2 separate regions of the Homo sapiens genome follow, and region 2 is linked to region 1. Evidence: chromatin contacts called from ENCODE Hi-C data. All regions are on one chromosome and are shown on one strand. Each heading gives the region's core, a stretch centred on a gene start or an enhancer-like site at or near the end of the contact. The rest is flanking DNA. Distances are from core to core; before and after follow the strand shown.

Region 1 (2,672 bases), core at 86-2,585:
ACGAAAAGATAAAAATGGGAAGCTCCAACCACTGGAAATTCGTGTCCTCAGAAGTGGTTGGGGACGTTTGGGTTTTCTTCGGTTTCTTCAATTTGAACAGGCTTTAAATATCCCTTAGAGCTTCAAAAGCTCCTACCAGATATTCCAGGGGGAAAAAAAAACAAAAAACCTTTTTCTTATTACTTGACCAAAAGCTGGAATTGGAAACACCCTATGGGTCCTGAAAATGAAAGGACTGCCAAGTGTGTGTTTACTACATTAATGCAGAAGTCATGCATAAATTCAGGCAGAATGACAAGGCAAAGCATACAAGGGACACATTCTGTGGTTCATTAAAACCTAGAGCAGATTTTCTTCTTCTTCTTCTTTTTTAAGATGGAGTCTCGCTCTTTCACCCAGGCCGGAGTGCAGTGCTGTTATCGTGGCTCACTGCAACCTCTGCCTCCGGGTTCAAGCGATTCTCGTGCCTCAGCCTCCCAAATAGCTGGGATTACAGGTGCGTGCCACCACCCCTAGCTAATATTCATATTTTTAGTAGAGACGGGTTTTCACCATGTTGGCCAGGCTGATCTGGAACTCTAGACCTCACGTGATCTGCCTGCCTGGGCCTCCCAAAGGCTGAGATTCAGGCGTTAGCCACCATGCCAGGGCTAAAATCTCCAGCAGATTTTCTTCTGACTTCTTGAGGTAAATATTCTAGTTTATAGATTCATGTGCAGAAGAGAAAATGTTTGGCATATTCTTTTTTAATCCCATTCTTACAATTCTTACCGTTTTTACATATCTAAAATATATGTCAGATAATGACACTGACCATTATCTAAGTTAGATAATGACACTGACCAATTCAGACCATGACAAGCCAAGTCGGGCTACACAACCACTGAAAATGTTATTATAGGATAATCAATATCCCTATAAATCAATCAATGAGAAAACAGCTTAATAGAAAAATATTTGCAATAAGACTAATAATTTGGCAGTAGGTTGGAAAGCCCTGTAAAGTATGAAGTTTGGACTTTGTTTTGCTATTATTGTTTTGAAGCAGGCAACACTATACTTCTAATCATTCTCTTGGAATAAAAAGTTTGAATGCTTTGTGTTCTACCATAGCTACATTAAATGTTTAAAAAAAAAAAAGCCAGAGGTAAACGTGCTAGAGATCCCTGAGGTGGCAAGAGCTGTGATTATTTAGAGAGCTGATGTGAAACAGACCTGACCAGGACTGAACCCTGTCAATAAGGTCTTGTTCTTCTCACCCAGGCTGCTTCTCAGACTTTCCAACCACACTGGAACATTCTGAACCAGTAGTGGCACCGGCTTCCTCCTCACTTCCTTGCCAGGCCTCTCGAGTGATAGGGCCTGGGCCGCACAATGAGTGGGAAACGAGCCGAGCGAGGGCTCCTGGTCCCCAGCCCAGGGGGCCCAGCTGGCCGCCCCCTCGTCCTTTCCCCAGGCCCCTGGGGGACTCCAGGAGAGACGTGGTATCTGAGCAGGCAGACGTCCGCCAAGCCAACAGGATGGTGGTTTCCGCCTCCTCTTGAAGCACAGAGCTGATAAAGAATGCTCCAATCAGACTAATGACTGAAATGTCACAGCAAATGAGAACCTACAACCACCATTAAGTTCTGACGCTTGACTCCTCTGAAACAAGGAACAAACAGACTAAATCTGTAACTCATTCAGTATGAACACAATTATTCTGGTATAAAGTCCTGCCTAGGTTCAATCCTTGTTACAGAAAACTCTTTAGTTGTAAAGATAATGTCCCAATATGACCCTTTTAAGTTTAATTTTACACGTGGGCTATTAAGGGTATCTATTTTATATTAAATGCCATACTATTTTGAGCAATCACCATGGCTTTAACATTTTCAAGACACAGAAATATTTTCCTTTTTTTTTTTTTTTGAGACAGAATTTCACTCTTGTTGCCCAGGCTGGAGTGCGATAGTGCAATCTCGGCTCACTGCAACCTCCATCTCACAGGTTCCAGTGATTCTCCTGCCTGAGCCTCCTGAGTAACTCAGATTACAGGTGCCCACCACCACACCCAGCTAATTTTTTGTATTTTTAGTAGAGACAGGTTTCACCATGTTGGCCAGGCTGTTCTCAAACCCCTGACCTCAGGTGATCCACCTGCCTCAGCCTCTCAAAGTGCTGGGATTATAGGTGTGAGCCACCCATCCTACTCTCGCAAGAACTAAGCTAGGAAGGTGGGCAGATATTTGGCATCTCGGGTAACTGAGGCACAGGGGGGTTAGCCAACTTTTCTAATATCACACTAGTTACAGACAAAGCCAGGACTAGAATCCTAGCCACCCACTGTTTTGAAGTAGAAAATAATCTCCTTCCTCCCACTCCTCTACCTGGCACCAAAACATGTCAAAACCCAACAAAATAATAAGAGACCATAAAAGATACATTTTCAAACCAAGTTGATGTAGTCATTTTCCATTACAGGGTATTTTATGGATGAAACAGTGCTTCCAGTTCTAATCAAGTGACCCAAATGCAGAGAAGTCATGTAATTTTAGAACACTCCAGAGCTCAGAGGAGGGAGAAAGGATACAGCACCTGAGATTTTCCCGGTCTGGGTTTTTGGGGGACTGGCACTGCCCATGCAGTTGTTCAGTGTTGTTTGGAGGTGGATTTAGATTGCTGGTGGTTGT
Region 2 (2,672 bases), core at 71-2,570, 220 kb after region 1:
AATGGTAATTCTATTTTTGCTTCTTTGAGAAATCTCCAAACTGTTTTCCACAGGGGCTGAACTAATTTGCATTCCCACCAGCAGTGTATAAGCATGCCCTTTTCTCTGCAGCCTCACCGGCATCTGTTATTTTTTTGACGTTTTAACCATAGCCATTCTGACTGGTGTGAGATGGTGTCTCATTGTGGTTTTGACCTGCATTTCTCTGGTGATCAGTGATGCTGAGCATTTCTTCACGTGTTTGTTGGCCGTATGTATGGAGACTGACGTTTATGTTGGATGACAATTATGGGGAAAAAACTCACCAGGACTACGTAATATAATCTTCCTTCTGTGTAGAAAGAGGCATTTCCTATGTCCCCAGACCATCACACTGACTCTACAAGATTGGGTTCTCTTGTCGTTATGGTGCTACAGGGCAGGATGTCCAACTCTGACACTCAAGGGAGATCAGGTGCGTTATAGGTAGTGTGGTTTAGTAGAGTGAAAACTATCCAAGTCACCTGGAATCCAGACATGAAGCCATCTTGATAGAGGGCCCAAGGGTAATCCACTTCAGTAGCCAGGAACCTGTTGAGCAAATGCCAGCTTGTGATAAAAATTTATTGTATGGATCACAGTGTCCCATAAAGTAGAGACTCTAAATGTTAAAAACAACATTGGCTGCTTGACTTGATTAGAACGCAGCAGTTTGAGATGTTTAAATGTGAAGGGCGAGAGGCTTGGCTTCCTATGTTTAAGGAGTTGATCTCGTGATGTTTGGAGAGCCCAGCTTTGAGATGCCTGGTCTCTCCTGATGCTTCCCTTTGATTCCACAAAAGGGAGGGCCCGGTGGCTGCTGAATGGTACAGTCTGAGGCGATGACAGAGGCTGCAGGTCTCTGCCAGCATTGGAGACCCTCAGACACAGTGTGGCTGGTGACCACTGGAGGAGGCAGGGTTCAGGTTCCTGGGCATCTGCAGGCCAGCTCTCAAACCCCCACCCACCTCCCACTTCCCCCCGAACCCCCGGCTCTCCACAGCTTGCACCTATCCTATCTGGAGTAGTAGTGAGAGTTGTATCCCTTAATTCCCATTTTTATTGGGTTTCTGGACAATGCTGGAAAGCATTCAAAATAGCTCATATTTTACTCTTACCTTGTGAGTCTAAGTAAAGACCCATTCATTTCAAGAAAAATAACTTGCTTTTGGTTCTGTCCCTGGAGCTAGAAAGTTTGCTGTTAAGTAGATTGATTACGCATCAGCCTGGAATAGCTAGTTCCTTGCTGTGTGGCCTTGGGCAAGCCACTCAAGTGCTCTGGGCTGTCATTTACTCACCTGTGAACTAAGAGGGCTGAACTGGATGATATTGAAGGTCCCTATTAGCTCTAAGTCAGGGCCCAGCATGCAGGCATATCAAGTTTCTTTTCTTCATTTTCAAAAAGTAAGCTTCTGAGAATATTTTTGACCATATTGCAAAGTCAAATAATTATTGAGTGAGTCTGTTATTTCATGCCATTCCTTTTCTACTAGCTAATCTAGTTTGCAAAATACCCTATGCTGCTGGTGAAAGGAAAAAAAAAAACAAAGTGTGAACCCAAAACTCATGATTCATTCTAAGTTAGTTCAACAGATTAGTTCCTCATTCTCTCAGATCTCCAGGGAAGAGACATCAACACCAGCCCATCGCTGATACCCTTTGTCCTGGCCTCCGGAGCGCTCCCTGCACAGTCCCAAGTCTGCAAGAAGGGGGATCTTTTCTTGAAAACCTACAGTGCTAATAATTGTCAAAAATATATAAATTCTAAATTTAAAATTTAAGGTATTGGTGCCTATGAAATGTCCCCAACACAAAGAAATGATAAATGTTTGAGATGATGGAAATGCTGATTACCCTGATCTGATCACTCACTTTATATGTATTGAAACATCATTATGAACTCCATGAATATGTATAATTGTTATTAGTCAGTTAAAACAAATAAAACTAAAAATGTTTAACGATAAGAAGAAAAAAATGTTGTGTTGTCAACACTAAGTTTTAAAACACGCTATAAGGTGGTTACTGAAAATTGCCTGCTGTGCTTGGTATGTTGTGCACAGCATTATGGTTATTTATTTGGGGGTGTTTCTGGTTGTCTTCTCTTGCCCCTGTCGCCACACACAGCCCATTGTGCAGCATTATGAGTGTCTCTTGGGCCAAATTTTCTGATCTCAGGTCCAGGATTTTTATTTCTTAGTGATAATAGTATGCATTTTTAAAAAGTATAAATGATTAGTATCAAATTCTAATATGTAGCTTTAAATTGGAAAATTTTTAACTAGAAAAATTTTAACATCATATACAGGCTAGAGTCTTTTTTTCTGCCAGTCTTTGTGGATTTTACTGGAAAAATATACATACATCCCATGATAGAATTTATTCTCTAGAAGATGATTGGCAAACTTTGGCCTGCAAGGCCAAATCTGTCCTTCCTCTGCATCTGGTACTACTCTTGAGTTAAGAATGGCTTTTACGTTTTTAAGTGGTTATGTAGGTGCCCACGTAATAGTCTCGACTTTACCTCTTGGTCCCCAAAGCCTGAAATATTTATGATCTGATCTTTTAAGAAAAATTTGCCAACTCTATTCTACAGAAAAGGAATGAACAACTAACTCAGCAATGCATATGGAGAGGAGAGGAGCATGTAAGTA

What was found. A loop is a pair of places that touch in the nucleus more often than their neighbours do. Pooled maps may share reads with other maps.
Region 2: a loop to region 1 is called in a pooled map, with 3 times the contacts of the local background. The contact joins two enhancer-like sites. A Hi-C loop is called at or near these places in 7 of 168 maps with a recorded cell type or tissue (A673, aorta, ascending aorta and 3 more), 9 of 37 single-sample maps with no recorded cell type and 12 of 50 pooled maps.

The regions. Positions count from the first base shown.
Region 1 is chr6:2,126,281-2,128,952 of GRCh38, forward strand. The region is part of intron 1 of GMDS (GDP-mannose 4,6-dehydratase); the gene reads right to left. Among named protein-coding and RNA genes, the nearest start is that of GMDS, 120 kb to the right of the region's middle. Within about 2 kb of position 1,336, at least 18 of the 41 ENCODE cell types and tissues checked have a DNase peak (open chromatin) inside an H3K27ac peak, as active enhancers do; they include ascending aorta, where a contact is called at or near this core.
Region 2 is chr6:2,350,707-2,353,378 of GRCh38, forward strand. The region is part of intron 4 of GMDS-DT (GMDS divergent transcript); the gene reads left to right. Among named protein-coding and RNA genes, the nearest start is that of GMDS-DT, 110 kb to the left of the region's middle. Within about 2 kb of position 1,321, at least 2 of the 41 ENCODE cell types and tissues checked have a DNase peak (open chromatin) inside an H3K27ac peak, as active enhancers do; they include ascending aorta, where a contact is called at or near this core.